Linked DNA regions of Homo sapiens: region 2 is linked to region 1. The links are chromatin loops, found by intact Hi-C in ENCODE. Cell type or tissue: OCI-LY7. All regions are shown on one strand. Links, peaks and the distances in the headings refer to the core of each region. The heading gives the core; the rest is flanking DNA. Region 1 holds the start of ZC4H2 (zinc finger C4H2-type containing). Region 2 overlaps LOC105373239 (a long non-coding RNA gene).

Evidence for each region. Hi-C counts contacts between places; a loop is a spot of excess contacts. Peaks named below come from ENCODE experiments on the same cell type or tissue, not always from the same donor. Only the 100,000 strongest peaks of a DNase experiment are listed, where the experiment ranks them.
Region 2: it touches region 1 in a loop (4-fold over the local background); 1 of 110 quality-filtered maps calls a loop at or near these places.

The regions. Positions count from the first base shown.
Region 1 is chrX:64,971,621-64,983,592 of GRCh38, reverse strand. It overlaps ZC4H2 (zinc finger C4H2-type containing), which reads left to right and starts at 7,143. Exons shown (of 5, transcript NM_018684.4): 1 at 7,143-7,268. The coding sequence starts at 7,216. RefSeq lists an enhancer at 7,080-7,623. In OCI-LY7, for the core only: no CTCF peak of the experiment used is centred there; DNase peaks (open chromatin) are centred at 7,082, 7,422 and 8,012; H3K4me3 peaks cover 2,663 bases; H3K27ac peaks cover 1,171 bases.
Region 2 is chrX:64,845,025-64,856,996 of GRCh38, reverse strand. LOC105373239 (a long non-coding RNA gene) reads right to left here. Exons shown (of 4, transcript XR_938417.1): 3 at 11,940-11,972; 4 at 5,948-8,642. Among named protein-coding and RNA genes, the nearest start is that of ZC4H2, 130 kb to the left of the region's middle. In OCI-LY7, for the core only: no CTCF peak of the experiment used is centred there; DNase peaks (open chromatin) are centred at 4,366 and 6,106; H3K4me3 peaks cover 3,063 bases; H3K27ac peaks cover 4,553 bases.

The DNA of each region.
Region 1 (11,972 bases), core at 4,686-9,685:
ACTGGGAACATGATTTTCATATTTTTAAATAATGTCAGATGTATAAATTTGTTATATCCTCAATTTTATGACAGATTGGCCACATCTATGATGCATTTGTTTGGTATTTTCATTCCCAAGTAGATAAGCACAATCGTTTTCAAGTCTTGTGATTTAGAGGATAATAGGAACCTGTCTGGTAGGGGAGCTAGGCTGCCAATGATGGAAAACAAGGAGGTAACAAGAAAGTTTATTGAAGAATATCCATCTTAATAATAATAGCAGACACTTCTACAGTATTTATTATGCTGTTTTAGCCAGTTCCGTATATTAATTTAATTACAACCCTAAGAGTTAGTTACAATTACTATCATTTCCATTTTCCATACGAGAAGACCAAAACCCATAGAGGGGAAGTTATTTGCCCTTGAGTCAGATAGCTAAAAATAGTAGAGACCAGAGGTGAGCTCAGGCAGCCTGACTGAAGAGTCTGGGTGCCTCACCACTATGCATACTGCCACCTGTGCTAGGAAAGGAAGGGCTATCTGGGAAGTCAAGCTGGGCAATTATACGTGATATATGCAAGGGGATTTTGAAGGCCCAGGAGAGGACATCTGCCTTCCCACTCCTCTCCCAATCTGTTTACTTGCAGATACCAGATGTTTCATTCATAGGCATAAGGTTTGGTCTATTGTTTACAATGCAACCAACCCCTGGGTGGGGTACTACTAAGATTTATGTGTTATTTTTACTTTCCCAGTCTGTTTCATTTTTATTTTATGAGTGTCATTTTTCATTGTACATTTTTATACAGTTGAATCTGTCCATCTTTTCCTTGTGGTTGCTTATTTGTCATTGTGGCTTTATAAGTTATCATCCCTCTAACGCTTCTACTATAAATGAAGCCATTTTGCCCCAAACTTAGGGGAAATAATGGCTACAACCTTCACATCAAATGCTGCCCTGTCCATTTTGAGATTTCTAAATGAAGCCTCTGTCATTGTCTTCTCAAGCCTAAATCAAGACAACTTATTTATAGTTTTTTCATGCTTCTCTCCTGTTTCTATTCACTGAATTATCCCCAAATTTGGGTTCTCCAAATGACTCTAAGAATTAGGGCAAGTGGTGAGAAGGATGAGGGATATTGACCTGTAATCAATGCCTATTATAATTCAACCAATGTGCTAGGTGCTTTCTCATAACTTATCTCTTTTCATTTAATCATTAAACAGCTCTGTGAGGGGGACAAGGGCCCTATGAGTAGTTCTAAAGTACCCCAGCCTGGGAAAGATGTGCAGGGAACCTGGTAAGACTCAGCCCTTTTGGAAACTCAATCCCATACTTAGTTCTGGTGATATAAAGGAGGCTGTTAGAAACGGAAGGTCATTGGAGCTAGACAGTCAGTTTTGGTCACTCTCAAAGAGGTGAGAATTGAAGAAGAGGGGAGGGTGTGGATGAAAGTTTACTAAGAAAATGCAGTAGATGTACACTAGACTGCTTTTATAATAGGATTTTTTACACTAGGGTTTTTCGGACTTGCAGAGGGGAAAAATGGGACTCCCCTACTTCCACTGCCAGATCTTTGTTCCCTGAAATTTGCATTTGGGGGATCTAGGTCAGTGACATTGGGTAGGTGAGAAAGAATAGAGGAGTGAAATTTCAATGACATAAAGCCATCAAAAACAGCAAGAATTTCAGCTGAAACATTGCCTGAGAATACCTAGCACTGTCTATGTAAGCAGATACAAATTCTGGCTAATCACCCACAAGTCCCATCTCCTAGGGGAATCTTCAAAGTTAAGGCTTCAAACACACCCCTCAACACCCCAGCTGAAGGGCTGAAGTGATGGAGAACATGAAAATTTTCTGAGAGAGTGTGAAGAATGAGATTACCTATCTCAGCTCCTAACTCCCTAACCTAGGGAGGTCAATTACCATTTCTGTTCTTCAGTTTTTCCATATATCACATGTGAGTGCCTTCTAGCTCTAACATCGTACGGTTCTCTTCCAGTCTTTCCTGTTTCAGTGAATGGCACTGACCTTATTACTGAAGCCAAAAATCCAGGAGTCATTTTAGATGCCTTATCTCGCCCTCCGTACCTCTCCATCCTATCCATGAGCTAATCATATCAGTTCTGTGCCCAATAATATGTTCCCAATCAGCCCATTTTTCTTCATATCTACTATTACTACTGTAATTCAAGCCACCATAATTTCTTTCCTGGACAACTGTAATAGTTTTCCCACTGGTTTTCCTACTTCCACTTTTGCCCCAATAAAATCTGTTCTCACAGCAGTCAGTGATGTTTAAAAACTAGATCATGTTGCTCCCCTGCTTAAAACCCTCAATGTTTGCCTATTGTAATTAGAATAAAACCCAGACTCATCACCATGGTTTACAAGACCCTGTTTTTAGAATAACAGTTCAATGACATAAACTGTCTCCTCAGTCTACTTCTGCTCCCCTTAATCAGCCAGAGCCCTACCTACTTTTTTTTTTCATAGGCTAAGCATTTTCTGACTCAGGACCATTGCACCGGCTATTCGTTCTGCCTGGAGCACTCTTCCTCCAGATCATTGTATGCCCAACTCCTTATGTCTCCACTACAATGTCATCTCTGAACAGGAGCCTTCCCTGACCATCCTAACTAAAACATTCCCCCTCCTGCCATCATTCTGTCCTATTATCCTCAATTAGTGTCTTATGGGCTTATCTCCCCCAAATATTATTATGTTTATTTTTTTTTCTTTTCTGTCATTATTGTCTGGCTCCTCCTACTAGAATGTAAACTTCCTAAGAACTGGGATCTTGGGTAACTAATAGAACATAGTAGGTGAGAGCATGGCTTCTGGAGGCAGACTCTCTAAATTTGAATCTCAGTTCTGCCACTTACTAGCTGTGTTACTCTGGGCAAGTTACTTAACTTCTCTGTGCCTCAACTTCCTCTTCTGTAAAATAAGGATGATAATAATATATACTTCCTGTGAAGTTTTTGCAAGGATTAAACTAACTTAATACATGCAAAGCACTATATATCCCTGGAACCTAGGAGAGTGCCTGGCATGTAGTAAGTGTTCAGTAAATATTTGTTGGCTGTTTGCATGAATTAATCCTCGATACCTCCTGCTGTTTCCCTCCCTTCCTCTCTCATCCTGCCTAGTTTTGTTCAGGAAGCTTTTCCCTGACTCCTTGCCCACTTCTCAGGACTAAATTGGTTCTCCCCTTATGTGTGTGTGTCTTGCTCACAGAACCTAGACTTATTTCAAGCCCTGATTGCTAGGTATAACTATATATGTATGCATGATCTTTGTAATAGCTGGTCTCTCTCACTAAATGGTAAGCTTGGTAAGGGCAGGGCCCATGTCTGTCGTATCTGCTATGAAATCTTCACTGAAACCTCGATGGTTCCTGACATATCATAGGTGCACAATAAACATTTTTGGGCTGAAAACTTTTGGCTCACTTTTCTCTTAGAAATGCTGATTAAGAAATATAATGAGAAATTTAATAAGTAATTTGCACTACTTTTTGAAAGGCAATTTGGAACCAAGACTGTTGTTGCATCTCTGCCTCCTTTTAGTTTAGTTCACTGTTGAAGTACAAAGAAATATCTGTGAATTCAATATTCTGGCCTCCATTTTTAAAGTCTTGATCTATTCCCTGAAAGTATAATCGAGACTGACTGGCTTCCCTTTTGCTAATTTCTTGCATTTTAATGGTATTAACCCCAACATACCCTGCCTTATTGCCTTAGCAATAAGAATAATGTTGGCCCTGATAAAACTAAGATTTTTTTTTATTTCTAACCCCTCAAATCAATCAGTTCTTCTAATAAAATCATGCATTAGAACTCACTGCTAGCCCATATCTTAAATATTGTTTCAGCCATTGCAAACTTCTGATCAATTGAGAGCTACTGAACACTTACTATGGAAAAGCCACCACCTTGGCTTGCAGATACTGTTTTAAGTGCTGCTTCAGAAGAAGGGGCAGAAGGCTATAGTTTCCTTCTCTTCCCCACTGTTTCTCTACAACATTTTCCTTCCTCTCACTGCTAGCCTGGATTCTTAAAATTCAGCAAGGAACAGGTGAGACATCTGTTCTCAAGGAGGTCAAGGAGCCAAAAGCAAACCAGCAGAAGCTAAGAGGCACATTACTCTTTCTGTATTTGGACATTTTAATTGTTACAAATAGCACAAACCTTCTTCCAAGCTCCAGGTTTTCCCATGGCCTCTTCTCTTAGATTAACTGCTATCTCCCTTAAATGTCCATAGTTGGAAGCATGGGACATGCTTGGCCCTCTGCAGACACCCTATATTGGAGTGCACCTTCTGGCTGAAAAGTAACAGAGGCATTCAGGCCCCATGGTAGCAGCAGCAGCTTGATACAGGCCGCATGGGGCCATAGGAAGAGCACAGGCCCTTGAGTCAGGAGTCTTGGTTCTGTTTCAGCCAAGTAGGGTGATGTCAGACAAGTCCTTTGCCTCTCTTGGTCTCAGTTTCCTCATCTGTAAACTAGGATTTCGGTGAGGCTTGAAAGACAAGATAGTTCCCAAATTATTACCAAATCAGACTCTAAACCCATTAACATATTTAATTGAAACAGATACATACCCACATCCAGACTTTTACCAGATGTGTGAACATAGTCAGTGGTAAGGATTCTTAAGGTGAAGGGGACAATGGAAAAAGAGAGAGACATTAAATTTAAAATCTCAAAGGCTGTTCATAAATTGCTTCCCACACATCCCATACAAACCCTCCGCTTCTCCCCAAGCCAGCATTAATGCATTATAAACCACTTTATGTTTGACATAGATACATACACTCGGGACCCCATTGTAGTTTTGGTTGCTATATATATATATTTTTTTTTTCCAGACACACTCTCTTCATTAATCTGCAAGTAACTTGGTCCAAACTGGGCACAGGCTCTAGCTTTATAACTTATTGTGTGGACATGGCAAAACAACTTTCCCTATCTGAGTCAGTTTTCTTCCTTCTAAAAGGGGATGAATCTACTTGCCCCCTTCATAGTGGTTGTGAGGATGAAATGATAGATTGTACATATCAGACTCAGCACAGTAGCCAGTACATGTCAGGCACTTAACGCAGGCTTGTTGCTTACCTCCTCCCCTTACGGGACAGAGCTGGGGCCAGTTCTTGGCTCTGGATCCACAGGCTTTGTGACTAACCAACTCAATGTTCTTTAAATACCAACTAGTGGCTGTACAAGATAGCAACCTTCAAGACAATAGGAAAATGTAGACACCAGGGAGAATTTTATGGTTAAGAAAGTTATTACATCTTGGATCCAAAGAAGAGAAGGGCTTTAATTTCTTCCCTGGAGAATGCTTAAAATCACTGTGGACATCCAGAATGACATGAGATTCATGTTCCACAAACTTCTCAAGCTCCTACAAAATACCAAGCCCTGTATTCAGCATGATCATGGGAATGATCTCATAGAGGCCTCCCAACAAGCCTCTGAGGTGGGCTCACTAGGTACATTTTTCAGATGAGGAAACTGAAGCTCAATAAAAGAAAGCACAAACTCAGAGAGAGTTCTGACTCACTTTTAGTTGGGAGTGAGTCACCATCTTCCTTTTGCCCAACGTCCAGCTCTCTAGGCCTGTTTGTGCACGCTGAGTAACTGCCTCTTACCTGGTCTCATGTCCTCTAATCATTCTCCACTTTGCTTCCAGAGTCCCTCTCTAAAATATTCCTCCATCCTTATCACTACCGTGCTTTGAAACATAAAATAATTAAACATTACTTGGTGCAGAATAAGCACTTAAAAAATGTTTATTAGGGCCAGGCGCAGTGGCTCATGCCTGTAATCCCAGCACTTTTGGGAGGCTGAGGCGGGTGGATTGCTTGAGCTCAGGAGTTCAAGACCAGTCTGGCCAACATGATGAAACTCCATCTCTACTAAGAAATACAAAAATTAGCCGGGCATGGTGGGTGGGCGCCTGTAATCCCAGTTACTCGGGAGGCTGAGGCAGTAGAATTGCTTGAACCCAGGAGAAGGAGGTTGCAGTGGGCCGAGATCTGTGCCATTACACGCCAGCTTGGGCGACAGAGTGAGACTGTCTCATAAATAAATAAATTAATTAATTTAAAAGTTTATTAGATAAATGTCTGCCTACAGGATTAAGTCCAAACCCTTTAGTCTGACATTTAACGTATTTCATAGTCTGGTTCCTACCTGCCTTTTCTAAATACTACATCTCCCATTTCTTTTTTCCACCTCTACACCTCATATAAGAAACCTATATTTCAGGCACTCTGAACCACTCATCCTTTCCTTTCTCTCTCTATTGTATCCTCACCTGGAGAGCCCATTCTCCTCTATGGTCTGACAAATTCTTAGTCACTCTTGAGACCTATTTACATCTTCTCTGCACAGGTTACACCTTATCTATTCCTGTATTTTGACACCACACTGTACTGTAATTAATAGGTAAATTTTCAGCCTCTTCTGTTCCTCAAAGGCAAGGATTTGCTTTTATTTATCTGCCTTGCCCGGTGACTCCTACAGTACTTCTTCCATTGACTGGCAAAGTCCGAGCTTAAGTAATTGTTTGTTGAATGGGTAAGTAGCTGGAAGTACTTACCCACTCTCCTTTCCCCCAGCTTTTGCAGCATCTCCCTCCTCCCATCCTCCTCTTCCCCACCCCCGCCCCACCCTAAATTGAATGCCAAAGTTACTGGTCCCCAGGCAGCAGCTAGCACATTCAACGTCTCCAAAGCTACTTTCCCTGCAGGGTTTCTTTCCATCCCCAAGGCGTAATTAGCGACTACCGCTAATCTTTTGCGGGTGGGTAGGTGCGAGGGCCCCCGAAGGGAGCGAATGGGTATGTCTCTCATCTCTCCAATTGCCTTCAGGAATATTTTTTTCTCCATTTTCCCACACACGGGCCAGACGAATATCCCCATTCCTTTGCACTCTTCACAACCTTTGACATAATTATCTATAACAAATTGATTTAAAGTGCGGCTGCAGGAAGGGAAACAGGCATGTCTCGCTTGGCCTTCTGGGAGTTGTAGTCCTACAGGCCCCCGGGCTTCCTGGCTGGCCCTGAAGCTCCGGACTACAGCTCCCAGGCCTCTCCAAGCCCCTACCGCACAGGCTCATAGCCCCAAGCCCGGAGGAGGTGGCTACATTGTGTCTATTGTATCCCTTGGCTGGTGTATTTGTACATCTCTCGGGACGTGAAATTGACAGTGAAAAGTATGGCAGATGAGCAAGAAATCATGTGCAAATTGGAAAGCATTAAAGAGATCAGGTAAGTGGCACGTTGTCCCCCTCCCCGCCCCTCTCCAACCCTTCGTTGCGGGAGAGGGCTAATTATCTATTGTTGGGCTGTTTGTCTAGAGGAGCTGGAAAGGGGCCCATTCACCACAGACTTGCCGGAGAGGTGAGGATGGGAGGGGCGCTGAGGAGAGTTGAGAGAGAGAGAGACCTCTTGCCAGATGTGGCTGAGAAAGCAAAGATGAAGAAACACGGGTTTGGTACCAAGACAGTTTTATTCTTCTCGAGGTGGAGGTCAGGGCTCTGCATTCATGGACACGTTTTTTAAAAGTACTTGTGTGCCCCAAGGTGTCTTTGGCTCCTTGCTCTTTAGGAGTCGGGATTTTTTTCCAGTCTCTTGTTCAACTTCAGAACCTGGAGTTCGGGAAAGGCTTTTGAGAGCCAAGTCTAGCGCATCGGGGCTGGTGGCTGCTGCCAGGGGCTGCCAACTGGGGGTTGCAGAGGAATCTCAGCGGGCGGAGCTGGGAGAATGGCGCGCGCTCGTTTTCCTTTCACTCACTCGCCACTTTCTTCCTTCCTATCCCGCGCTTGGGAGGGGGATGGGAGCAATGGGGACTGGGGACGCGGTCGCTGCGCTGATGGTGGGATCGCGACAGCTGCTCTGAGGAGCTGGAGGTGACAGGCGGGCTGGCAAAGTGGGAGTTGCCGAAGTGGAGTCCGCTACACGGTTGCTCCTGGAGCAGCTTTTGGCAAAGCGATGATATTGTCCTTGCTCAGAACACAATAGCGCCAGGCGGGCTGTGTGGGCTGGCACAAGGTCTTTCTTCACCTCGCCTTCTCAGCGTGAGCCCCTGCTTTGGCTTTTGCTCTCACTCTGAGAGTGGCCTGGGTCAAGCTCTCTCCCTGGAGTGTTTTCTGAGAACCCAAGGTGGAAGATGTCAAGTGTGTTTCTTTAAGAAATAAGACTTTGATCATGAGATTTAACCCTTAGAGTGCTGGATGAGACCTACACATGGTGATTAGTGGTGGTAGGTAAAGCACCTTGGTTTCTTCTTCTTCTTGAGGGGTTGCATCTCTCTTTCTACAGGAGAGGTAAAGGAAGGGAACTATCATTTATTGAGTCCCTTCCCGCCCCTGTGTGCCAGGCCCTTTGACCTACTTTTGCTCATTCAGCAAGAGTCCTGTGAGCTTCCTACTCCTCCTTTACAGCTGGGGAAATAGAGGCCCAGAGAATTTGAGTGATTTTCCCACAGCCACGCAGCTTGAAATTGCCACATTTTGTTGGTCTGCCTGCAAAGGTATTCCTTTTCCCACTATGTCCCAGGTAAAGTCTGGAAAGGAGAAGGGAATATGTTGCAATTTTTTTTTTTTTTTTTTTTTTTTTTGGCAAAAGCATCAGAAGCTAGCTAGAAAGTGAGACACCTTAGTACAGTAGAATGCCAGCTGTCATAACGATGCAGCTAGTCAGAAGCTTAGGCTTGCAAATGGAGAGCCTAGACTTCCACTCTCACCAAGCTTCAAAGGAACCACCACCCCATGCCCAGAGAAGGACCAGTTGTGAGCAAGGACTTTAATCCCCAGTGAAAATAGACCTCTCCCAGTGAAGACCATATGGAGAACCATGACTTCTACCCTTACCAGTGGTAACTAGGAGTTTCTACCTCAACCAGCTAGGATGGAATCAGCATAGGCCCAGAGAGAAGGCCAAACTTTCACCTCTAAACAGCAGTAACAAACAGCCCTTCTCCAAACTGGATGTCAAGAGACAGTGGAGAAACTGGACTTCTACTGTCCCTCTTCCATCCAAGAGAGTGGTAGAGGACTGCTAAAACAAAAGATTTAAATAAGATCCAGAGTATCCAACTTTTAATCAAAAATCACTTTCCATACTAAGATATCCACTTGAATGAGAAGAGAAAATAAACAGATGCCAATACTGAGATAACACCCATGTTAGAATTATCTGATAAGGATCTTAAAGCACCTGTCCTAAAAACATTTCAGTGAGCAGTTACAATACACTTGAAACAAATGATAATGTAGAAAATCTCAGAAAATGAATAGAAAGTCTCAACAAAGAAATATAAAACATAAAGAAGAACAAAGTGACATTTTTAGAACTGAAAAATACAGTAACATAAAAACCCCAAAAAACTCAATGGATAGGTTCAACAGTAAGGTGGAGAAGAGAGAGGGAAAAAATAGCTTACAAATATAAAACAATAGAAATCACTGTGGCACTATAACAAAAGCTTTAACATTTATGCCAACAAATTCCCAGGAGAAAGAGGGCAGGATTGGAAAAGTATTGGGAAAAATAATGACTAAAATCTTCCCAAATTGTGCAAAAGACATAAACATTTAGATTCAAGAAGAGGAGCAAACACCAACATAATTGACACAAAGAAACACACTCCAAAACACATTGTAATCAACCTTCTGAAAATGAAAGAAAAAGGAAACTTCTTCAAAACAGCTGAAGAGAAACAAAAGCTACAAAGGAAAAAAAAAATTAGAATGACAGATTTATCATCAGAAACTGACGATGCCCTAGCATTTTGTAAGTGCTGAAGGAAAAGAAGTGACAACCCATAAATCTATGTCCAATAATAATATCCTTCAGTATTGAATGGGTAATCAAGACATTCTCCAATGAAGAAATACTAAGGAATTTAGATATACCCTAAAAAAAGATGATAGTAAGCTCTGAAAACAGAAAAGAAACAATAAACAGTAAGCAAAAGCATGGTTAATGCAGTAGACTTTCTCTTTCCTCTTGAAATTTCTTGTATTTTGATAATTGAAGCTAAATTTATACTGTTATCTAGTGTGGTCTCAGCATATGTAGAGGAAATATTTAACACATTTATATTGTAAACTGGGGAATGTAAAGGGGATTGTAAATGTAAAGAGATGTAAAGGGGAGGACATGCTTCTACACTTCATTCAAGCATGTAAAGTGGTAATGTCAGAAGACTATTAAATAAATTATGTATACATAATATATTACTGAGAGAAAACACTGAAAATGCTATACAAAGAAATGTACTCAAAACATTATAAATAAATCAATATGAATTTTTAAAAAATGCTCCAGTCACCCACAGGCAGGCAGGGCAAAGAAAATGGAGAAACTAAAATTACGGAGAATGAACAGAAAAAAAAATAAAAAGGCAGACTTAGCCTTCATGTATCAATAATTATGTTCACAACAAATAGTCTAAATACCTTGCAAACATTAATCAAAATAAAGCAGGAATGGCCATCTTAATATCAAATAAAACAGACTTCAGAGCAAAGAAAATTCCTAGAGATGGATATTACATAATGAAAAATAGTCAATCTACCAAGAAGACATAACAATTCCAAATGTGTGTGTTCCAAAAGTGACTTAAATTAAACTGCTTTTGACAATTTTACAGTAATATACAAAGGTTAAGCCACTTGGTTTAAGAATTTAAAATGGAGAAAGTACTATAAATATATACTTGATGTTCACATATGGACAGATAAACATGTATGAGAGATAGAAATAAGGAAGGAGCAAAGGGTCAAAGAAACTGAAGAAAGGAACTAACATTTGTCAAGCACCTTTTAATTTAAAAGCTCCTGGCTCATTTACTCTTTAGTCTTCCCAAAGGAAATCTGGGATAGGAATTATTACCCCCACTTTACGGATAAGGACATTGAGGATCAGACAGATTAGGCAACTTTCCCATGGTTACACAGCTAGGAAAGAAAAAATAATATATCCTCCTATTCACATGGCATGCACATTTCAATGTTATTAACTGCCCTTACAAATGCTGATTATCTGATTAACCATTATTCACAGTTCTTCAACTGCTATAATCCTAAATCTCCTGAAGTATAAGCATAGCAGCATATTTCTGTTAAAGAAATAATGTTTGCTGGACAGAAGCAGGAATGATGACAGCAGCATCATCTAATGACCTATTGAAGTCAAGCTAAGAGCCTTACACACATCAAGACACGAGCCCAGAAATATATGCATTCATACTCAGCACTCACACCAATGGCAGAATTTGCAGTGGGAAAAACATCAGAAGCAGATTCTCCCACCACAGACCATTTTCTGCTTCTAACTCTGAACACACGCCTACCCCTGTCTTTCCTCCCAATCCCAATCACACTCCCACATTATGTTCCCAACCTCAGCCTCCAAATCCTACACTAATCTATTTTGCCCATGTTTTCCTTGGACTTTTAAATGGTGATGAAGGAGCATGTAGATAAGTGGAAGAAGAGAGACAAGAATGGAACAAAAGAAGGGAGATAGAAAAGAGGGAAAGGGAGGATAGCAGTAATAAAACAGAGACAGTGAGTACAGGCACCATTAAATGGACCAGAGCCCTACACCAGCTCCCCAAGTACAAAACAATATTTCCTTAAAATGCACATGCCATCCATTCATGTGTATTGCGTACACTCACACCCCGATGTACACATATCCATACACAAAGAGCTTTCCTCACTTGAAAAAAAGAAAAACCATTTTGGAAGGAGATGTTGAGTTAAGTAGGTACTCTTAAATGAATGTTTCTCGACTGGGTCCTTCTTTTCTTTTTTTCTTTCTACACACTCTTTTGAGTAAATTCCTGTACTTCCATGGCTTCAAATATTATCCTCCAAATCTCCAACCTCTATACCCCACCCACATTCATGCTTTAGCCCATACATATGACAGCCTACTGGGCTTGTCCGCCTGGAAGTTTCA
Region 2 (11,972 bases), core at 3,602-8,601, 130 kb after region 1:
CTCACAATTTTACCACGGTAAAGACCATCAGTCAACAAGTATTAGCAAGTACTTTTTTCTGCCAAGCTCTGTGTGAGGCGCTGAGGATGGAACAGTGAACAAGTCAGACAAAGGCTCTACCCCCTAAGGAGCTTACATTCTAGTGGGCAGTTGGTGGAGGGGCATACAAGAAACAAGTAATAAATAAATAAACAAACACTTATGTTAGGTAATTTTCTGGGGGGGAAATGGAATAACATAGTACAGTGTAACTGAAAGGGGGATGGCGACTTAACATAGGGTATTCAGGAAAAGTGTCTCAGCTGAGACCTAAAGGGTAAGAGGAAGCCAAGTATGCAAAGAGGCAAGGAAAGAGTACTTCAGAAAGAGGGAACTTCTATTAAAAAGGCCTTGAAATGGGAAGGTGGTTGAGCTGTTAGGGGAAAAAGAAGTAGGCCACTGCGGCTGGATCATGGTGAGAAAGAGTAGGTGGATGGAGGAGAGTGGTACCAGAAGTGTTAGTGGAGATAGAGAAGGGACTCCTTCTAATTTCATTTTCTTACGTGTAAGTTGGAGATAAAAATAATAGCTAGTTAATCTCTCTAACCCTAGTGCCTAGTACGGAGGGTGGCACAGAGTGGATACCCAATGGGTGTCTACTAGATGTATTCTTTGCCTGATAGATAAGTCAAATTGAGGAGAGGAGGGAGAGACCTACTTAAAAGTATCCCTCTTAATACCTGTGCCAGGTAGTGCTTGGCATAGAGGGTAATGCATGGCAAAAATACCCATTGAGTCACAAGAAAGTCAGCCTATGGCCATGCTCAATGCTGCCTCCAAGAAAGAAAACTGGGTGCTCTGGGCTTGTTACAAAACCAAATTTCCTGGGACCACAAGTGGTTTCTGCTGATGCTCCTGGAGCCTGGGGAAAAGCCTAGTGACTAGGCCAGTGTCTGCGTAGTGTGCTGGGCTATAAAAAGTGTTCAGTTAACAAGTTTAATATTGGTGGCACATGAGGCTCAGGAGGAAGGTTTCTCAGAATCTATTTTTCCATCTAACAGTGTAAAATACCTGATCAGAACCATTGGAAATGATGATCACATGTTAGCAATTGGACTTTCACTTCCTTTACCAGCTCCAAATCAGATATCATTTTCCTCATTTCCCAGGCTTGAAGCCTCAGATCCTAGAGTCATAGATCCTCTGGGCAAGAAGAACCCCAAAGGTCACTTAATCTAAATGCTATGGTCTGAATGTTTCTGTCTCAACCCTGCCCCCGAATTTCATATTTTAAAACCTAATCACCAGGAGTGATGTCAGCAAGATGATGGAATAGGAGGATCCTGACAGTCCCCTCTCCCATAGACATGCCTAGTAGATATCTATACATGGATCAATTTTCTCCAAGAGAAAGCCAAAATCCAGTTGAAAAACTCCTACAAATTTGACAATTGATAAATTATCCACATCAAAACAGACAGGAAAAGTGGAGATACACTCATGCGTTAACCCCACCTTAAGCACACCACTTCGCCATCAGGAAGGAAATCTCAGCTCCCAGCTTTTTCTTGAAGGGTAAGGGGTTTGTACCACACATATAGTGTCCAATATTTATAGTCCCTGATGGAGGGATTGGCTCTTAAAATCAGCTTGCTTGAGGAATGGCAGGGAAAGGTCATTGGAGCATTCCCCTCAAGCACAAAGAACAAAGGGGAGTTTTGAACCACATGAGCACTCTCAGCAGCTGTAGCCCCCAGGATTAGCCCAACTTCTAATTTCCCCCTGTAAAAGATTTGGCTGCACAATTTTCAAACAGCTCCCTGTGGTTCTAGTCTATAACAAGCCAATGTCTGGGAGTCTAGATAGCAGATAAAGAATAAAACAGCCACTGCATAACAAAGGAAACAATGAACAGAGTGAAGAGACAGACATCATGCAGTATGGGAGAAAACATTTGCAAACTTAATGATCCAGAATATGTGAAGAACTCAACTCAACAGCAAAAAACAAACACACACAAATAATCCCTTTAAAAGAAGGGCAAAATATCCAAATAGACATTTCTCAAAAGGAGACATATAGATGGCTAACAGGTATATGAAAAAATGCTCAACATGAGTAAACATCAGTGAAACACAAATTAAAATAACAATGAGATATCATTTCCAGCCCAGTTAAAATGACTATTATCAGAAAGCTGCGGATCATGGCAGACAGGAGGTAGGATTAGACTGTAGCTCTGGATAGAGCAGCATTGCAGAGGCTTGCATTGTGAATTTTAGCTCCAGATTGACTGCAAGAACAAACCAGCAATCTGAGAGGACTTACAGACCTTCTGAAGGAAGCAGCCTTCTCCTGCAGGACCGGGGAGACACCCCAAATACCATGAGTGCCCCAACTGCTGAAGTGGAAAAGGGAGATCCTCAGCTTTCCTGAACACACACCTCCACTGGAGAAGCTGAATGTCTGTTTGTGGGAGACATTCCCAGCTTTATCTGGAGCTAAGTCAAGTTGGAGACCCGAGCCCAGTGAAATACAGGGGTGAAGGAGGTGGCAGGGAGGCCCTGGGAACTCACTGAATCCCCAAGCAGCCCATTCCTGCCTGGCACCACAGGGATCCATCAGGAGGGAGGCCAGAGGAGCAGGGGGTAGAACCCCACTGGGGAGAAGGACTTTTCCAGCTGAACTCTTAAAAAATTTTAGTGGGGCCAGAAGCCTCCTGGCCAGAACTTGGGGGAGGGTGTGAATCCATCTTGCAGACTTCACAGGTAGGGAAAGAACTAAAATCCTTTTCTTTCACAGCTGGGAGGTGGAGAGCCTCAGGTAAGTTTTCAAGCCTGCCCTCCATCTGGAAACAGACTTGGGGCTGTTGCAGGTGGCACAGTGGGAGTGAAACCAGCCCTTTGGTTTGCATGGGAGCTGGGTGAGGCCTATGACTGCTGGCTTTTCCCACTTCCCTGACAACCTGCATGACTCAGCAGAGAGCCATAATCCTCCTAGGTACACAACTCCAGTGACCTGGGAATCTCATCCCATCCTGCACAGCAGCTGCAGCAAGACGTTCCCAAGGAGCCTGAGTTGAGACACACCCAGCCCCGCCCCCACCTGATGGTCCTTCCCTACCCACCCTGGTAGTGGAAGACAAAGGACATATAATCTTTGGAGTTCTAGGGTCCTACCCACTGCCAGTTGCTACAGCTGCTGCTTTCTGGAAAACACCATCTCCTGGCAGGAGTTCAACCAGCACAAAAATAAAGCATTAAACCACCAAAGCTAAGAACCCTCATGAAGTCCATTGCACACTCTGCCACCTCCACCAGAACAGGTGATGGTATCCATGGTTGAGAGACCCATAGATGGTTCACATCACAGGACTCTATGCAGAAACCCCCAGCAGCAGCCAGGAGCTGGGTAGACTTTCTGAGTGACTAAACCCAGAAGAGAGACAACAATCACTGCAGTTTGGCTCACAGGAAGCCACAACCACAGGAAAAGGGGATGAATATTACATCAAGGGAACAGCCCATGGGACAAAAAAATATGAACAACAACCTTCATTCCTAGACCTTCCCTCTGACAGAGCCTACCTAAATGGGAAGGAACCTGAAAACCAACCCTGGTAATATGACAAAACAAGACTTGTCAACACCCCCCAAAAATCACACTGGTTCACCAGCAATTGATCCAAACCAAGAAGAAATCCCTGAGTTACCTGAAAAAGAATTCAGGAGGTTAGTTATTAAGCTAATCAGGGAGGGACCAGAGAAAGGTGAAGCCCAATGCAAGGAAATCCAAAATATGATACAAGAAGTGAAGGGAGAAATATTCAATAAAACAGATAGCTTAAAGAAAAAAACAATAAAAAATTCAGGAGACTTTGGACACACTCTTAGAAATGTGAAATGCTGTGGAAAGTCTCAGCAATAGATTTGAACATGAAGAAGAAAGAAATTCAGAGATTGAAGACAAGGTCTTTGAACTAACCCAACCTAAGAAAGACAAAAAACAAAGAATAAGAAAATATAAACAAAGCCTCCAAGAAGTTTGGGATTATGTTAAATGACCAAACTTAAGAATAATTGGTGTTCCTGAGGAAGAAGACAATTCTAAAAGCTTGGAAGACATATTTGGGAAAATAATCAAGGAAAATTTCCCCAGGCTTTTTAGAGACCTAGACATGCAAATAGAAGAAGCAAAAAGAACATCTGGGAAATTCATTGCAAAAAGATCTTCACCTAGGCATATTGTCACCAGGTTATCCAAAGTTAAGTTGAAGGAAAGAATCTTAAGAGCTGCGAGACAGAATCACCAGGTAATATATAAAGGAAAACGAATCAGATTAACAGCAGACTTTTCAGCAGAAACCCTACAAGCTACAAGGGATTGGGTCCCTATCTTCAACCTCCTCAAACAAAACAATCTTCAGCCAAGAATTTTGTACCCAGCAAAACTAAGCAACATATATGAAGGAAAGATACAGTTGTATTTCAGACAAACAAATGCTGAGCGAATTCACCGTTTCCAAGCCACCACCACTACCAAAAGGAGCTCTAAATCTTGAAACAAATCCTGGAAACACATCAAAACAGAATATCTTTTTTTTTTCTTAATCAATCATTTATTTTCAACATGTGTACTATGAAGAACCTAAGAAATTAGTCAATTTTAATAACCCATAAACATGTTGAATCCATTTGCAGATTTAAATTTTGTATAAATAGCAGTCATTGCATACATATATCAAGTGTACTTTGTTCCTAATCACATTTATGCTACTGATACTCCTCAGAAGAAAACAGATTCTGCTTGGTTCTAGCTTCAGTATTATGAACTCCAAATAATGCTTTGAGGACCTCCAAAGGAAAAACAGATTCTACTAGATTCTAGCTGAAGTATTATCAACTCCAAATTGAAGTTGAAGTATTATCAGCTCCAAATAATGCTTCGAGGTCCTCCAAAAAAAAAGAGATTCTGCTTGGTTGTAGCTGAAGTATTATCAACTCCAAATAACGCTTTGAGGACCTCCAAAGGTAAACCACTAATCCCTTTGGCCATTCATTGAGAGACAGAGAGAGAGAGAGAGTTTTGAGGCAACAATGTACCATTAGTAAAGTTGCTGTGCAAAATTACCCCTCAGTCCTATTCTAAGCTTACAGCTCAGTTGATTTTATTGTCCTCACCTAAGTATATACAATTCACATATGGGAGAAATACACTAAATCAAGATGGTTATTTTCACTATTTTCCTCAAGATTCATATTTAAATATAAATCAAGAAGTTAATCCACAGTTTGAGAGATACTTATATTAGAAATGTTTTTTTAAATGTTAAACTGATACATAATTGTAAATATGGTGTATATACTGTTTCACATACAATGGGTATCGATTAAATCAGTGTAATTAGCACACCCATCAGCTCAAACATTTATCATTTATTTGTAGCAAGAACATTCAATACATTAACTATAGTCACCCTACTCTCTCTCTCTCAATAAACGGCCAAATGGATTAGTACTTTTACCTTTGGAGGTCCTCAAAGCATCATTTGGAGCCAATAATACTTCAGCTAGAACTTATTCCTCCGAATTTAACTTTGTACCCATTAAAAGTGGTTTTGTGTGCAATTAACAGACAGATGTTCTACCCACACATTGTTTTCCAAAATTATTGTATCTTTAAAGCATAAAGCACACAGCACCTATAAAACAAAAATACAAGTTAAAAAGCAAAAACAAAAAACAAAGTATGCAGGCAACAAAGAGCATGCAACAGTACCTCACATTTCTATACTAACATAGAATGTAAATGGCCTAAATGCTTCACTTAAAAGACACAGAACTGCAGAATGGGTAAGAACTCACCAACCATCTGCTGCCTTCAGGAGACTCATTTAACACACAAGGACTCATGTAAACTTAAAGTAAGCGTAAGGTTAGCCAAGAGAAGGAACAAGGAGACCCCAAAGTCAGGCAAGCAAGTTTTTATTAACCTGCTGGGCTGCTCCACTGTGGAGGAGGTAGCCCCGCTTACAGGCTGCTGTGGGGTTTTATAGGGCAAGGTGCTAGGTTGGGGTGGGGGAAACTGAGTAGAGTTGCAGGTGTTTCAACCATTTCCTGGAAATGTTTTTGCCTGCTTGGCTAGGCAAGCTTGGCTAGGCAAGGTGGGCAGATGTCTTAACCACATCCTGGAACTGTTTACCAGTTCTACTGAAAGTCTTGCAGAAGTGGCTGTAGAAAAAGTGGGGAGGTGTTTGTAGGTGGTCACAAAGGACCGTATTGCAAAGGTCATGGAGGAGGAGGAGGGGTAGCTTGGCTCTCTAACATTCCAGCCTTTAATAGGTGATAAAGGAAGAGGAGTGACTTTATCATCTGACTGCTTCTAGCTGTAGAGGGGCGGTGTGCAAGGGGAAAGGCTTGGGGGGCTTGGGATGGTTGTTCTTGAAGCCGCTGGTATGCTTGAAGCAGCAGTATACCTCGCACTGTTCCATGGGTGAAGGTTTTGATGTGGTCCTGTAAAAACTGGATAAGGAGACACATGAAGCAGGGTCCAAAAGCTAACAGAAGAAAGATGGTTATAGCTGGGCCAAGGAGGGGTAGTCGCCAGGGAACCCAGGAGCTGAGGGACCATGAGGACCAGAGGGACCAGGTAGCAGATGTGTTTTCTTTTATTTTTTGGGCTCAATCTTTGAGTTTTTTTACTGCATCTTGAACTAGGCCTGATTTATTGGGATAAAAGCAGCACTGTTCATCTAAAAAGATGCAGAGCCCTCCTTTTTCAGCAGTGAGCAAACCAAGGCCTCTGCGATTTTGAAGGACAACTGCTGCTAAGGAGTCTATCTGTGATTGGAGGGTTGAAACAGTATTAGGTAAGTCTTCCAAACTGTTTGTAAGATCTTGTGAGAGGGAGCAATAGTACATGAGGGAAGTAGAAAGCCCGACCACTCCGGTTCCAACTGCAGTAGTCATTCCTAGTCGTACTAGGATGGGTATTAACTGAACGGCCCTGCATTGGCACACTTGAGTTTTTACAGGGATAGGTAGGTTTTGTTTCCTGGGACAATGTCGATTTTTGGGCTTAGAAAAACCAGAGTACAGGTACCAGTCCAGTTGATAGGGTAGCAGAGGTAGGTGGAGGTACCGCACAGGAAGAATATGCCTTGGCTAGGTAAGTAAAATTGGTTGTGTATGTTAAAAAGATGTGTAAGCTTGTGGTCTTTGTATATCCATGCTCCTAGGGTGCTTGCTAAGGCAGCTGTGTTGAGTGGCTGTAAGGGGGTATTGGGAGACAGTTGGGTTGAACCTGAATTTATGTTTTCCAAGTGGAGGAGAAACCATTTTTTGTCTATCAGAAGGCTGTGGTTATTGTTTAATAGAGGAATTAGGAGACATTTGTTTGTGGTGGGGGGCGGTGAACCTCACAGGGAGATGGAGTCCAGGGTTGAAGGGATAGGCAGGGTAGGTGTCTTCCATTGCAGTAACCTGAATTTATGTTTTATAGTAGAGTGATATTAATTTTTTTGGAGGGGGCAGGAAAGTACATGGTGACCCTAAAGATGGGAAGGCTAATATGGTCAATTGGGCCTTGGAGTTGCACAGTGAAATTCCAGTGATTTGAAGGCAGGTGCCCTAAGAGGTGACCTGAGGGGTGATGGCGCTGGATGCATAGAGGGGCTTGAGAAGTTAAGAAAATGTTAGTGATTATGGTTCTGAGGATTGGCTTGGTATGGTTGGTATAAGGGGCTAGATAATTGAAATAGGGGCACATTAGCAGAACTGCCTGCCCTATTGTGGTGAGAGGTTTGTTTCAGAATAGGAATTGGAGAGATGTATTAAGGACTGTAAATCTGGGTATTGGTAGAGACTGCCCAGTTCATAATGGGGGTGGAAAGTTACTTGAGTAAAAACCCAGCCATGGGTTGAAGCAGGAATTGCGGTGTAAGCTGTAGTTGATAGATAGAAGCAGAACCAGCAGTCACTGGCTAGGGTAGGAATGGCCTGTTTAAGAGTGTAAGATTTAGGGTTTTGTGAGGTTAGTTAGGCATTGGTGGGGGAACGAGAGCTAGAGTGTGGAGGAGTAGAAGGGGTAGACAGGCAAAGGGAAGTAGGAAAGTAAAGAAGTGCATTTCATCTGGAGAAAAATCGCACAAGGCACCTTGGAAGAGAAGATCATCTATCCACTGTAAAAGAGAGTTGAAAGTGGGAGCTTGGGGATAAAACCAAAAACTATCTTGGCAAACAGAGGTGAGGAAGAGGGTGAAGTGGCAATGTAGGCATGGACAGGGCATTTAAGAGTGGTGATTATTATAAACTGTGACTCCAGTTATGAGGATAATGGATAGGCAAGAGGTTAGAGTGACTGGGATTTTTGCCTATTAAGGTGCTACAGTATATAATCCAACTGCAAAGAGTATGGTTAGAATGCTGCTTATTGCGATGGTGGCATAGTGAAAGACTTCCATTATGGATGGTCGGGTAGAGGTAGAGGAGATGTTGAAGATTAAGTTGGGTGTTACTTATCTTTTATAGCTTCAGGTGGAAAGTGGTTCTTCTGAAATATGAGTAAGGCGAAGCTGGGTTCATCCGATGGGGGTGCTGAGATATTTGTGGACGACAATTGGTGGATTGGCTGTGGGTGGGTCAGGTGCAGGAGCCCTCTATAATCTGGAAAGATGGTACCAAGAGGTATGTCCTGAGAGTTTGACTGCAGTGGGAATTGTGACAGTAACTTGGGATGGACCTTCCCACTTGAGCTTGAGACTAGTTGGGTTGAGGGTCTTTAGGAAAATGTGTTCTCCTGGTAGGAGAGTCTGGTTGGTGGGGCGTTCATGGGGTTTTGCGAGAGCTTGGTCCACTTGTTCACGGAGGAGATGGCAGATGAGGGAGAGTGTGGGGAGGTATTCTACTAACTGAGAATCAGATGGGGGCCTGTTTTGTAGGAGGAAGGGATGCCCATACATTAATTCGAATGGGCTGAGGAAGGAGGGTGCTCTTGGACTGGCTCTAATGTGGGCTAGAGCTATGGGCAAAAGAGAAGTCCAGGGTTTTTGGACTTTAAGACTGAGTTTAGTTAACCATGTTTTGAGAATTCCATTTGCCCTTTCAACTTTCCCTGATGACTGGGATCGGTAGGGTATATGGAGGTGCCACTGGACACCGAGGGACTAAGAAGTCTGTTGGGTGATTTGGGAGATGAAGCTAGGGCCATTGTCTAATTGTATGGAGTGGGGGAGGCCAAATCTAGGGATGATTTCTGTTATAAGAATTTGGGAGACTACTGCAGCTTTTTCTGAAGACGTAGGAAATGCCTCTACCCACCCAGAGAAGGTGTCTACAAGGGTCAGAAGAAATTCTGTTTTTTTGATGGGAGGCATGTGGGTTAAGTGCACTTGCCAATCTTCCCCTGGAAGTGTTCCTCGTAGCTGATGCATGGGGTTGGAGGGAGAGCAGAGGGCCTTTTGGGAGGAAGTAACAAAGCATATATGACAGTTGGAGGTTACGTTTTTTAGTGAGGTGAATAAGTTGGGGGAGGAGAAATAAGGATGAAGGAGTAGGTAGAGGGGGCATGCACCAATATGGAAGGATTGCTGAAGAGAAGTTAGAATTTCTTTGGTTTGCTCTTTGGGAAGGGTGAGCTTTTTATTTTTGATTACCCAGTCCCCTTGAAGGGAGTCTCCCTCCTGTAGTAGCAAAGTATTTTTGGTGGGAGAGTACTTAGGTTGAATTGCTGGAGTAATGAGGAGGAGAGGGGCAGGGGCAGACAAGAGGGAGGCTTCCTTTGCTGCCTCATCAGCTTTTCTGTTCCCTCTTGAGATTCATCTGATCCTGTTTGATGTCCTCTACAGTGTATAACTCTTGCTTTAGTTGGGAGGTGGGTGGCCTGAAGGAGTTGATAAATAAGGGGGCTGTTAGTGATGGGGGTTCCTTTGGCAGTAAGGAATCGTCTTTCTTGCTAGATGGCAGCATGGGAATGAAGAATGTGGTAGGCATATTTGGAGTCTGTATAAATGTTGACTCATTTGCCTTTGGAAGGTTTAGGGCCCTGGTGAGAGCTATGAGTTCTGTTTTTTGAGAGGAGGTTCTTCGGTGTAGGTGCTTGGCTTCAATTACTCAGTCAAAGGAAACAACTGCATATCCAGCAATTTTGAGGGAGTTGGTGGGTCCAGAAGAGGAGCCATTTATTAATAGTTGGTCATTGGGGATGGTGAAAGGCTCAGAGGAAAAGTTTGGGAAATGTGGCTGTAGGTGGTCCAAGATATCAGTGCAAGAATGAGTAGGAGGGGAAGAAGATACAGGGAATAAGGATGCTGGGTTGAGGGTAGTATTTTTGGCAAGACTGAATTTGGGATTTTCAATAAAAAGGGCATGAAGTGACTGATTTTGGGGAGGAGAGAGGGAGCTGAAAGCCCAGGAGAAGAGATCCTGTAAATTGTGAGGGCTGTGGATGGTGGTGCTTTGGCTTGATGTTAGTTTTTTCTTTCCAGAGCTAAAACAGCCACGGCTGCTAATGCTCTAAGACAGGTTGGACACCCTTTGACAGTGTTGTCTAATTGTTTAGAGAGTAGGCTACAGGGGCAAAGGAAGGAGGATCCCCTTTCTGTTGTCATAAGACACCAAGGGCTGTCCCTTGGCTTTCAGCAGTGTAGAGAATGAAGGGTTGGGAGACATTGGGTAAGGACAGGGCAGGTTCAGTGACAAGAGCAGTTTGGAATTTTTGGAGACTGGGAAGTATGTTATGTGTGGGGCTTAGAGGTTCATTGAGAGAGCCAGGAGGGCAAAGTTCCTAAAGAAACCTGCCAGTCCTAAGAAAGAGATAATTTCATTTTTTGAGGAAGGCGGAGGCAAGCTGTTTATTAAGGCTGCCTGTGCTGGGGTCATGGCTTGGGCCCTGGGGGAGAGTTGGACTCCTAAGTATATTACTGTTGGGTGGACAGTTGGGCTTTGGAGGGGGAGACCCTATATCCTTTTCTAGCAAGAAACTTTAGAAGGGTAATTGTGTGAGTTTGAGAGTCTTTTAGGGAGGGGCTGCAGAGAAGAAGATCATCTACGCATTGAAGGAGACAGCTGGGGGAAAGGTCTAAGGAGGTGAGGTCTTGGGCTAGAGCTTGTCCAAATAAGTGAGGGCTGTCCCTGAAGCCTTGAGGGAGGACAGTCCATGTGAGTTGTGATTAAAAGGTGTCAGGATTAGTCCAGGCAAAGGCAAAGAGATTTTGGGAATCAGGGTGTAGGGGAATGGTAAAGAAGGCATCCTTTAAGTCAATTGCAATGTAGTGGGTGGTATTAGAGGGGATGAGAGAGAGAAGTGTATAGGGATTAGGGACTATGGGATGAATAGGGAGGACAGCCTGGTTGATGGCTTGGAGATCCTGGACAAGTCAGTACAAGCCATCTGATTCCTTAACAGGGAGGATGGGGGTTTTATATGGAGACTGAGTGGGTCTAAGGAGACCGCATGAGCAGAGTTTGTTTATAATGGGCTGCAGGCCTTTTTGGTGGGTGAGAGAGATGGGGTATTGGGGTAGGTTGTGAAATTTGGAGAGGTCTTTTAAGTGGATTTTGATGGGATCATGGTGAGCAGCTAGGGATGGGTGGTGCTGTCCCACACTACTGGGTTAACAAGAGAGGCAGGGAGTGGGTACTGGGGAGAGAGGTCAGGTGTCGGACTAGCAGAAAGGAGCAGGAGAGACTCTGGTTGAGGGAGGCAGGAAAAGGTGATAAAAGCCTTAAATTTGGCTAAGAGGCTTCAGCCTAGAATGGGGGTAGGGCAGTGAGGCATGATAAGGAAAGAATGTGAGAAAATGGTATTAAACAGGGAGCAGTACAGGGGTCTGGTGGCATGGGGATTGGAGACAAGTCCATCAACTCCCACAACTGAGACTTGAGAGGGATGAGTTGGTCCTACAAATTCAGGTAAATCTGAATAGGTGGCCCCAGTATTGATTAAAAAAGAGATCCGCTTACCTGCCTCTAGTAGAGTTACCCTGGGCTCCAATG